2 separate regions of the Homo sapiens genome follow, and region 1 is linked to region 2. A link is a contact called in ENCODE POLR2A ChIA-PET data. All regions are on one chromosome and are shown on one strand. The core of a region is the stretch at or near the end of the contact, and the rest is flanking DNA. Distances in the headings are between cores, read along the strand shown.

Region 1 (5,863 bases), core at 2,438-4,937, 65 kb before region 2:
CCACACCTGGCTGGATAAACCACGTTTTTGTTTGTCCATCCATCCGCTGATGGACATTTGGTTTGTTTCTACTTTTTGACTCGGATGAATAATGCTGCTATGAACATCCACGTACAGGTTTAGTGTGTGGACATACATTTTCAATTCTTTGGGGATCATACCTGGGAGTTGGGACCCTATGATAGCCCCATGTTGAGACTGATTTTTAAAACAAGGACAATGTCTGGTACTGGACGCTCAGTAGGCTTTTGGCACAGGTTTGTTGCATGCTGACTGGTAGACAAGGTGCTGGAGGGAGAGGCAGAGGCTTTCTGGATGGGAGACCAACCACAGCCCAGCTCAAGGGGAGAAGCTGGTTTGTCCTGTGTTCCAGGGACTGGAGGGGGCCAGCATATCTAGGGGTGGCCTGGGCAACTGGTGTATGGAAGACAGGGTTTGGTGCAATGGCCAGGAGGGAGTCATAGCTAGGTCTGGGGCAGGGTAGGACTTGCAGATTAGGAGGAATTTGAGGGGGAAAAAAGGAACAAAAAGAGAAAAGTGAATAGGTCAAAGAGAGGAAGAACTCAACAGATCCTCTGACAAACCCTCTGTTAAGAAAGCATGGGCAGGGGAGAGGCCAAGGTGAGGCTGGGAGAAGCCTGGGGAAGCTCTGAAAGTTGTTTACCTATGCTGACGCCTTCGAGATAAAGGGGTCTCCTAATTCCCTAGGGCGGTTAGACAGATCCCCAAGAAACCAGGAAAAATCCTAACCTTTAATCTAAATACCCCTTCCCCTTTCCTGCCTGACAAAGCACACACCTACACACCCTTGCCAACCAGGTGGCTTTTTGTTTTTCTCTGAGAGAGTGAGCAAGCTGGTGCTGCCCTGAGCTCAAGTCTTCCCCTGCACCCACTCCAATAGCCAAGGCTCTCCACCTTCCACACGTAGTCCTCCCAAAGCACATCCCTATGGAGGCATCCACAAGCCCCATTCTGCCTGTGCCCTCAGTCTGGGCCCAGCAGTAGGCAGGACCTGAGTAGGAACCCACGAGAAAGACACTGCCCCCAACTATCCTCTCCCATGTGTCATCCTAAACTTTCCCCCACTCCCCCGCAACAGCTGGCTCTCACAGATTTGTTAAAGCAATCCCCCACTCACAAGTATAAACCAAGTGAGAGCGTTAGCTGGTAATCACTTAAGCTGCAAAGCACTTGCTTGCAGGGGTATTGCATTTTAACTGAGACATGGTCCCACAGAATCCAGCTTTAAAGCTTTGTTGCAGGGCTGGTGGAGCTTCTGGCTGGGGGGATGGGAGACTGTGATGAGAGCTGCCCAGAGTCAGCAAGGTGGTGGGAGACTGTCGCCTACACTCAAGGCCACCCCTGGACATCCCTCTGTTTCCACTGTATATCTGCTTTGCTCTTAACCAAAGGAAAGAGTTCTTCATGGCATTTTGTCTTGGGGGTGGGAGGACTGAGGTTCAGAATTTAAACCTCAACCACTGATAGGATCTACCCCACCCCAAAAAGATCCCAGCAGGAAGCCCCAGAGGGCCACCATTACATTCCCAGAAGTTGTCAGAGCTCAGGAATACCCAGCCCATGAGCATCCTTAGGGCTACTCATCCCAAACCTGTGCCTGATCTGCAGAGTTTACACTGATGACTCACAAAGCAAGAGGGATTGCCTAAGTATCTGTCTTAGAGACAACACCTGGGTTCAAATTCTGTCTAGGCCTCTTCTTAACAACCATGTGATGTGGGCCAAGTTTCTTAACCTCTCTGTGCCTCCACTTCCTTATGCATAAAATGGAGATAACAGTACTACTTCGCAAGGTGGTTGTGAAGATTAAATGGGCTGATACATGTGAAGTACTATGAATAGTGCCTGGCACACAGTAAGTGCAGAATAAAGTTAGTTATCATTGTTACCATGATTTTTTTTCTCTTCTGTGAGCCAGTTCCTGCTGCAGGGTTCTCTCTGCTGCCTGTTCAGAGCCCCCTGTTGGGTAAGCAGTGCTGAGGAAGATACAAAACTACCCAGGAAGAGATGGCCCAGCTGGGTGGGTGTGCATCTCTGCTGGCTTCACAAACCCTGCCCTGCCAACCTGTCATTTCAAATTATCCTCCTTCCCCTCCGTGTTCTTTGCACTACATATTTTCTTTAAAAGTTCCAGGTAAAGGAGCTTTTGTAAGTCAAAGTACTTAAAACCAAAAAACCTGTGCTAGCCACAGATACTTTATCTTAGTTTCTAATTAAACCTCTAGGCAGAATGAATCTTGAGCTTGTCCTTAAGATTTTCTGAATCTTCTGTATATTCCAATCCTGTACCACACCCACAAAACACTGGTGTACACAAGGAGACTTGCTTTTTAAGAAGAGAATAATTTGGTTTACAAGAAGATTTGGGGAAAATGGGGATAATCGCTTCCAAAATTGGTCATGTTTTTAAGGCTTAAAGTGGGGTCCATCTGTACTGACACCTGTGCTCCTTCCACCAGCTCTGGAAGCAAGGTGGATGGAAACACCTGCCCTCACGAACACCTGTAGGCGTTAAGCCAAAGGGCATGACCACAGCCCAGAACGGCCCCTCCAGAGGTTTCTCTGGGATAGCCCAACTGCGGTTTTTTCTCCAGGCCGGCTGCTTGCTCGACTGAGTCCATGGGATCTAGGAAACCACTCAGCCAGGAGCTGGGACTGGGGAAATCAAGCAGCAGCCTCTGGCTTGCAAGTCATCTATTCCCTATTCTATTATGGGTCTCTGTTTTCCATGCTGCACTGGGAGAGTGAATCTGGCTGTCTTTCCACAAGGGAGCCCGGAGGTGGCCCTGTCCAATTTAAGCCGAGAGAATAAGGCTCTGCAATAGTGTCAAAGGGGGATTTCTGGGGGTGGTGCCAGGGAGAGTCCAGAGCCCTGTCGTGGGGCAGAGGCCCAGCAGGAGTAGGATGAGGTGGGTGGGGAGTGGAGGGGAACCTTGGCACCAGGGCTGGAGAGTCACCTTACCAAGCTATGGGTAAAGTGCCCTGCCCCTCCCAACCTGGCCTTAACGGTGAGGTCCTGTGTGTCTCGGGGGCCCATGCAGGAACCATGTTCTGGCTGCCTCAGGAGGAGGGCTACACAGAACCCACTAAACCCCGTGGCTACCCGGGGGAAGGGACAGCCTGTGTTAGCTGATGTGGAGCTGCCTACAGTGGAGCCTGGCCCTGGGAATCAGTCAAGCCGCAGGCCACCTCCAGCACCCTGCACCGCCACAGAGCTGGCCCTCCCACGGTCCTTCCACCTCACTGCCAATCCCGCCCCCGGCAGCCGGGGCTACTGACAAACCCCAGAGGAGCTGTGTAAGAGGGGCACCCTCCCCACCTCTGCAAACTCTATCACTCCTCTCCCCACGGGGCGGTGGGTGGGGGAAGCAGGTGGGAACTGGTTTTATCCTCTCACAGGGATGAGTGATGACAAATAAATAAGCCAGAAGTCACCTTCAGTCTCTGGAGAGAGTTTTCCAGGGAGAGCTGCGGGGGAGGGAGGGAGGGAGGGAGGCAGCTCTTCGGCCAAGATGGAGCTGGGAGGGGTGGTCGCGGCCGGGAGGCGGGGGCGACGGGCAGCCCCACGGGGCCGGGGGAGAGGCCGGGTCGCGGGGCGGGAGGGAAGGGTCGGCCCGGCGAGGGTGGGTGCCGGGGGCCGCGGGGCGGGGGCGCACGGGCGCGGCACTCACGTCCTTTTGAAGACGCCCCCGAGGGCGCTGCCCAGCAGGAGGCAGAGCTGCTGCGAGAAGAAGACCCAGGAGATCTGGGGCAGCGAGCTGTGCGTCTGACAGCGCAGGTCCAGCAGCGTGGGCCCCAGGAAGGCGATGCACAGGCCGAAGCTGAAGAAGACGCTCCAGTAGGTGAGCGTGGGCTGCAGGTTGCGGCGGAGCAGCCCCGACACGCGGCCGTCGCAGCCCATGGCGCAGGCTGACGGGCTCGCGGATCTGGTCCCGGCGAGCCCGGTGCCCGAGTGCCGCCCGCGGGAGGGCCGGCCGGGCTGGGGAGGCCCGCGGCGGGGAGGGAGGGGCGGGGAGGGGCCGCCCCAGCGAGGGGCCCCGCCCTTGGGCCCGGGCGGCGGCGGGGGCGCCTCTGCGGCGGGTGGGCAGTGCGTCCGCTCCCGCGCCTTCCCCGTGCGGTGCCAGGCGCCGGCCTCCCCCTCCTACCCGAGCGCACATGCTCGCCCTCCCCCGGCTGCGGAGACCAACCGGGAGCCGCGCTGCCCCCCGCCCGCTCTCCCTCGACCAGTCCCCCCAGCCTCCGGATGCAGCCCCCAGGGACCGAGCGCCCATTTTAGAGCCCGGCAGATGGAGAGCCCGAGACATCCTGTATCTCCGGATAAGGCTAGGGGCCCTCTCCCCGCACCCGGGCTGTGGCAGTGGAGGAAACCCGGACCCCTTTAAACCTAGGCGCTTCACAGATGGACTTCGAGGGTCTAACGGCACCCCCCTTTCCCCCAGAACAGAAGGCAAAATCTTGTTGTACATATGTTTCTCCTTGGGAGAGTATTCGTGCATGGCTTTCATTAGAACCCCAAGAGGTTAATCACATTGCCCTTTAGAAGGAGAACCCTAGAAACTCAACATCTTCCTCACACTAAGCTCCCTGGAAGGGCCTGAGATGAGGCCCTCCTCCCCACCTGGCCAGGTGCGGGAAGGAGGAGGATGACGCTGGTCTATGCTGACTCTCTCTCTCTCCTTCTAACTAGTTGGAGGAGGGCAGAGAGGGAAGGGCCGCGTCCTGGAGGAACCCCGGGAGGAATTCTGAAATAATCTCCTAGAAAAAAAAATTTAAAAAGAGTTCTGGGGAAAATTCTTTCTTCCATGGATAAATCCCTGGCAGTGAGTAGGGGTTGATTATTCTCTAGACTGGGTGTCCTTCGAGGAGCCTGCAGCTGACCTAGGCTGTCCCTTCATTAGGTGGCCTCGGGCTGGCTGGTGGGTTCTGTGTGTTCCCGCTCCTAAGGGAGCCAGGATCTGGCCCCTGGAGGCAGAACAGTAAGGCCCTGCGGTGTCCCCTCTGCCCAGGTCTTCTGGTAATGACAGGAGCCATGACATCATTTCCACTGGCCCACCAGGGGGACCAGGGCTGAAAAGACTGAGGAGGTATGTGGGCGGGTGTCCCCAAGACAACTTGGCATGAGGTGGGGCAACCAATTTCTCTTGCAGGTACTGGTCCCATCTCATAGCCGCACCCCTGCATCTGCCCTATCCCTTCTTGGACAGTGAGCCCCAGAGAAGGGGGAGCCCCAGGGTCCCTCTGGCTCATCACTCTGTGGGTAATGACAAGTACTTATTCGATAGTGATGATGGGGGGCCTGCACAGTAATTGTAATAAACTGAAAAGCTACCCTCTGGGGGAAAAAAAAAGAAAAAACACCAAACAAATCATAACCACAAGTTTTTGACTGAGTCTTCTCTGCCACTATCACAGAACTCCAGGAACCATAGAAGCTCAGAATTGGAAGGAATAGCCTCCAATTGAGTCCCCTATCCCCTCCCCATAACTGCCTTTGAATGCTTGCCAGTCCTGTTCTTGACTGACACCTCTAGTGCTGGGGACCTTGCATATTCCTAGGGGCTCTGCTTGCAGTGTGGATGAGCTCTGGTTGTAGAAATGGTCTTAGGCAAAATTGAAATGCTTCGCCCTGTAACTGCTCCCCACGGCCCCACACAGAACAAATCTAATTGCTCTGTCATGTAAGTCCTTCACACCCAAAATGACCTTGCCCTAATGATTTTGCTTCTCTAGCCCAAACACCTGAAATCCTTCCATAATTTCCCTAAATGGCGTTCCCCAACTACAGCACCTTGCTGGCTCAGCTCCTCTAGCCACAGTAACAAATGACCCTGCCACAATGAGG
Region 2 (6,229 bases), core at 3,143-5,642:
CCTCCTACCTCAGCCTCCCGAGTAGCTGGGATTACAGGCACACGCCACCATGCCTAGCTAATTTTTGTATTTTTAGGAGAAACAGGGTTTCATCATGTTGGCCAGGCTGGTCTCAAACTCCTGGCCTCAAGTGATCCACCCGCCTTGGCCTTCCAAAGTGCTGGGATTACAGGCATGAGCCACCACACCCGGCCTAAGACCCTTTTCAATTTTTTTTTTGACAAGTTCTTGTTCTGTTGCCCAGGCTGGAGTGCAGTGATGCAATCATGGATCACTGCAGCCTCAACCTCCTAGGCTCAAGCGATCCTCCCCTCTCAGCCTCCCGAGTAGCTGGGACTACAGGCGCGTGCCACCACACCTGGCTAATTTTTGTATTTTTTTAGAGATGGGGTCTTGCCATGTTGCCCAGTCTGGTTTCGACCTCCTGGGCTCAAGCAATCCGCCCACCTCCCTTTTCAGTTTAAAACCAAACCTCACACTTGCCTCACTACCCCTCCTCCTCTGCAGATGTAGCTGTGGAGATTCTAGGAGCAGATGGGCTCTCTTTCAGACAGGAGGTCTGGCGGAGATGCGCCCACGGCTTTTCCTCTTCCAGACTTGCTGCTGAACCACTGGCCAGCTCCAGCCAGGCCCAGCTACCAGCTCTGTAGTGATCCTGGATCCCAGACCCTTGGCCTGAGCTGTTGTGAGCCCAGCCTGTGTGTGCATGTGCATGCAGCTGTGTGTGTGTAAGCAGCTGTGGGAGCCAGGACAAGATTAACCTTGGTCTGCTCCCACCCCCTGGATGTGGGAAAGTGCCCACTCAGCAGGGAATGCCTGGAGGGCAAAGGTGAAAAGTCCAGGGAAGGGGACGTAAGGGGTTATGGTGGGACACAGAGCCGAGGAAGAGAAATGTGACTTATTGCCAAAGGTGGGCTAATCAGGTGGGCCTGGAACCAGGCCAGCCACTCACCCTGAACAACAGAGCAGAACAGGGACTGCAATTAATTAAGTACCAGGGGAGGGTCCTCCTACCTCAGGGAAAGAAGGCGCTGCCAGAGGGCCCTCAGAGCAAGAGACTGCTGCCTCTCCAGCTCCCAGTGCCTGCCTCATTCATAACTGCCAGAAGGTAGGGCCCCCACAGCACAGATTCCTGGCCCCTCCTGGAAGATTTCCATCCAACCCATTCCCCTACCACCACCACCATTCTCTTACACAGAGCCCTCCTCCCTAACCTGGAAGAGCAGTAAAGATTCTGTCTAACTAAGGGCTTGGCCTGATGGGGCTGGGAAAATCTACCTTGGTCTCTAGACCAGCCCTGGTGCAATCACCAGGAAATTCCCTTTCCAAACAAGCACCACCAACCACTATAGCTACCAGTTATTTAGTCTCTGCTACATGCCAGGCACTGTGCATTATTTTTTTTTTTTTTTTTTTTTTTTTTTTTTGAGACGGAGTCTCGCTCTGTCGCCCAGGCTGGAGTACAGCGGTGCAATCTCGGCTCACTACAACCTCCGCCTCCCGGGTTCACGCCATTCTCCTGCCTCAGCCTCCCGAGTAGCTACAGGCACCTGCCACCACGCCTGACTAATTTTGTGCTTTTTTTTTTTTTTCAGTAGAGATGGGGTTTCACCATGTTAGCCAGGATGGTCTCGATCTCCTGACCTCGTGATCCGTCCACCTCGGCCTCCCAAAGTGCTGGGATTACAGGCGTGAGCCACCGCACCCAGCCTAAATCTTATAACAGCCCTCTATTATGATCCTCATTTTACAGATGAGGGAACGGATGCTGGGAGAAATTCACGAGTGTGCTAGTGAGGGGAAGGTCACATAGCTACTATATGCTGGAGCTGGATTCCACCAAGGCCAGAAGTTTGCCCTCCCCTTTAGTTCTCAAGCTCAGTTAGAGAAGAACAGAAGGAATCAGAGGACAGGTAGATGGAGATGCTGGACAAAAGTCCCAACAGGGTGATCCCAGAAAGTAGAGGCTTGGTTAGGGTAGGAACCGGGAAGAGTCAAGCCGGGCTCTGCCCTACAGTGTAGGACGCATTCCCGAGTGCGGGACGGCCCAAGTAGGCAGAGGACAGAGTCCGAGTCTGTAGAGGAAGCAAATGCACCCTGAAAGGCAGCTCCATGTCCTCTAGACCTGAGCGGGGGTTTGCAGGGCTGGCAACCTGATCCCACGAGATCTCAGACCAAGAACCTATTTGCTCCTCAGATCTGGTGCCCTCTCTCCTGTGCCCCATGGAGAAGCCTGGCTCTGCCTAGTGCAGGACAGACAGATGGGAGCCTCAATATTTGGAGCATCACCCCCATTCTTTCTTCTCCTGAGGACTGACGCAGACCAGAGAACTCCAGAGTGGGCCGGAACCTCCCCACAATGGGGCAGGGGTTAACAGCAGGGGCTTGGGGTCAGACGGAAGTGGGCTGGATCCCACCTCTGTGTGACCTTGGAAAAGTTGGTCTCTCAGAGACTCAGTTTCTTCACCTGTAAAATGGGGATGATAATAATACCTACTTCATAAAGTTGTGACGCACTGCTTGGCGCACAGTAGATATTCAACAAATGGTGGCCACTAAGGCTTGTCTACTCTGCCTCTGGCACCCCCGATAAGTTTGGGAAGAACTTCTTCTGGCACGCGTGGAGAGCTTCTTCCATTCTCCTGGCAGGGTATGGGGAGAGTCCTGGGGACCCAGTGGGGAGAGTCCTGGGAACCCAATGGTCAGGTACACCCCAGATTAAGGGTGGGGGAGGGGTCAGCCCCACAGCCTCCTCAGCTGCACAAGAGGTGGCTGGGAAAGGGTAACCCGAGATAGCAGCTTTGCTGTGGCAAGGTGACCCTCTCTCTGGAACGCCTTCAGGATGCAAACCCGGACCTGGAGCCAGTGTCGCCCTGTACTCCACCGACCCTCAGCACCCTCAGCACCGTTTTCCCAGGCCCCTCCCAAGGCCAGGCTAAAGGCAGGGGATCTCTGAGGACGTGCCAGTCCACCAGGCGCTCCAGGCATCCTCTCAGGCCCGTGTCCAGGAATGTGCTGCATGCCCATGCCCGGGTGGGGAATGCCACGCGAACATGCCGAAGCTCACTGGGTGCTGACACAGGAGGGGCAAGCCGGTGGTGTTAGTGAGTCACAGGGCCCAGGCTACAGCTGGGGAACTGCCGAGGGCTGGGCTAGGGGTGGGGAAGAAGGGGAGACAGTAGCAGATAGCGCGGAAGAGGTTCCAGGGCCTCTCACTCCCACAGTGTCAATCCTCCCACCCCGACTGCCGGGAGGTGCCCAGAGAGAATGAAGAGAGGCAGGGCTGGTGCCTAGGAGGGTGCTGACCCTGCAGCACAGAAAACCCCTCACTGTTTCTGCAGCCCAACTCCCACCCAGCACAAGGTCTGCAGACACCTTCAGGGAATCCCCGCCCCCCACAGGGCGAAAACAGAGGCCTCCAGTCCAGACCCGATTTTGGATTTCAGATTCCTGATGGTGTCCCTCAACTACAGCAGAATCCTCAAGGCACATCTCCTTAGCCCAACAGGTCACCGCCCACTCCCCCCGGCCCCACCCAGCCTCCTTTCCCTCTGCTGCATTAACCCTCTGTCGCCTGTTGATGAGGGGTGGAGGGGGGCACTGCCCCTTTGGTCTTCCGGGGTGGAAAGAGAGAAGCAGCAGCATTCCCCAGACCCCTGCCTCCCCCAGAACTGGGACCTGCAGGGCTTCACGTGTCCTTCCACGTTCTTCCCAGGGCTCCGGCCTCCCACCCCCTGCCTGCCGCTCTGGAAAGTTCACCAGAGCCCAGGAAGCCCTTCAAGGCAGCGATGTGGCCCCACACTCTCGGGTCCTTTGGTCCCTGGAGACTCCTGACCCTTGCCCTTCCCAGAATGAAGGGAGCTTAGAAAGCGCCTGGTTCCGGACTGGGTGGAAAACTTTGCTTTGTAGGGTTCAGACGGGAGCCCAGGGGCCAAAGTGATCCCAGATGGAGACTCCCTAAGGGGGCGCGGGGTCTGAGATTGCAAAATAACCCTCCCTCTCAAGCACCTGGAACTTACGAGTGGCCTTTCGAGGGCACCCCCCACCCCTCAACACACAACACAGTATCACACAGATCACGCCTCGTGATCTCTGCTCTCCCCTCGCCGCTCCGGTATTTCCCTCCAACCTCTCGCCTCAGGGCAAAAGCAAAACTGCGCCTTTAAGAGCCGTTCCGCTTACCTTTGCTCCTTATACCCGGCGCCGCGGTGCCCGCTCCTCCGACCTCCCCCTTCCTCCCAGGCGCACCGCCCGCGGGACTCACAGCGCGTGTCCTGGGGGCCGCGGTGCGCCCGCTCCCTCCCGGGCACGGGGCAGCTTCCCCTGCTCCGGAAAGGTGAGCAGTTCCCCAGAGAAGCTGCAACCTGAGCTGGCCGAGGAGGAGGTAGAAGGGGAGGGGAAGGGAGGGAGTGGAGGAAGGTGGGGAAGAGGAGGGAGGAGGAGGAGGAGGAGGAGGAGGAAGGAAAATGCCCGGCCCCCGCCAGAGTTTTTCACATGTACAAGTTGACTCCGCCCCCGGCCCTCCCGCCCTGCCCACAGCCGCTACCAATCCCCAGGGCTCCCTCTGCCCGGGTGCCCACCCCTTTCTCCCACTCTGGGAACCAGGGTCCAAGTGCCTCTTCCTGTTTCGTTTCTAAAACCGGCCCTGAGAGCCTTGGCTAGGGGATGAGGCCTTCTGGACTGGATCACCCCAGGACACCAAGGCGCCAGGGGTACACTGAGAGTGCCTGCCTGTCTCTAAAAGCGGTGCTCCTACCTCTCCTAGGTACCTCCCTGTACCTGGCGCCCTAGGAACGAATGTGCATGGACAGATTTTGGTGGTCATTTTCTTGACAATAGTAGCCCTCGGGCTCCCCTTCTACCCTATCCAGTGGGACTTGTCACTTACCTTTCCGGACAAAGTTCCCACCTCTCCAGGACCTGAATGAAGCCCTTGTTACCAGCCATCATTCACATTTCCCTCCCCGAAGGATAATTCAACTTGTCCTTTTGGAATTAAACTCCACAGGATATTTGAGAATCATCCAAGAAGGGTTACAGAATGGCTAGTTCAGCTAGTGGCACTCTCATTTTACAGAAGGGGAAACTGAGGCCCAGCAAAGCAATTGAACTGGCCTAAAGTGCCACAAGAGTTCATGGCGAGCCATGATTAGAACTCAGGCCAATGGCCATTGCACCCACATCATCTGACTTCAAGGATCAAAAAAAAAAACAAAACAAAAATCTGGGGATGGGGGTGAAGGGCACAGTGCCCCACCGCCAGGCCCCTCTCATCTCTGCTTCCTCCTGAGGGCTGTGAGGAGAGGAGGTGTGCCTTGGCTCTATGGCACCTCATCAAGGCAGTCTGTGTCCCCTGCCCTACCAGAGGGCTTGGCTGCTGCAGTCTGGGGTCTCCCACAGGGAAAGTCTCCTTAGGAGGGGGTGCTCCACAGTGTACATGTGCTTCTACCTGAACCCTTTCCCTGGGGACTGTGAGTTGTTGAGAATAGAACAGTTTCCTTCTGGAAGACATGGGCCTGAGGTCCCACTGTCAGCTGGAGACAGGAGAATGAAGGAAGACACTGGGCCCATGCATGAAAGTGACCTGTGGGTAGTTGACATCTCACAGAGGGCCTCCCAACTCTTTTTTTTTTTTTTACCTCGCTTTCTCTGCCAAGGCATGCAGATTTCCTGGGCACAGCACTTCCTAAAAATGAAACTGCCAAGTGTTGTCGGGGTGCATGGATCCAGAGCCTTTAGGTGTGCAGCAACCTCCTGGCTCTGTAGTCCAGTGGATGGTGAGAAGCCTGGGGAGCAGGAGGCCATAAAGAGGTTTGGAAGGGGCAGGGAGGGAAAGGGAGAAGGACTATGGCCAAGGAACTGTTTACTGGCGGATTAGAGAGAGTGGGGCCAAAGGGTAGAATTTCAAGGAACTAGGGGGGTGAAGTCAAGAGGTCTCCACAAACACTTTCTCAACATCTCTTATGTGCCAAATGATAGCCAGGGCTCTGGGCACATAAGATGAGTATAACCCAGTCCCTGCCTTCAAGAAGCTCTTGGTGTAATGCGGCAGGGAAGCAAACAGTTAGGATGCTATAGGAGGAGGCTTAGTGTTACGGATGCCTGGGAGGAGCTATTCTGCTTGAGGTGAGGGTTACAGGATGAGGGGACAAGAGAGAGGAGGAAGGATTTTCCCTGTTTTTTCCAGGAGGGGTAATCCCTTGTGCAGAGTGCAGGGGTGACAGAATAT

What was found. ChIA-PET counts read pairs that join two places held with the same protein, here RNA polymerase II (POLR2A).
Region 1: POLR2A ChIA-PET joins it to region 2 with 19 read pairs in PC-9. The contact joins the promoter of SLC60A1-AS1 here to the promoter of CDK18 in region 2. POLR2A ChIA-PET finds 5 or more read pairs at or near these places in 2 of 52 experiments (BJ and PC-9).

Annotation. Positions count from the first base shown.
Region 1 is chr1:205,567,129-205,572,991 of GRCh38, reverse strand. It overlaps SLC60A1-AS1 (SLC60A1 antisense RNA 1), which reads left to right and starts at 3,687. Exons shown (of 4, transcript NR_152721.1): 1 at 3,687-3,863. It overlaps SLC60A1 (solute carrier family 60 member 1), which reads right to left and starts at 3,978. Exons shown (of 10, transcript NM_181644.5): 1 at 3,693-3,978. The coding sequence starts at 3,922. RefSeq lists enhancers at 2,599-3,147, 3,148-3,697.
Region 2 is chr1:205,502,832-205,509,060 of GRCh38, reverse strand. CDK18 (cyclin dependent kinase 18) reads right to left here and starts at 4,392. Exons shown (of 16, transcript NM_212502.3): 1 at 4,265-4,392. RefSeq lists an enhancer at 1,815-2,468.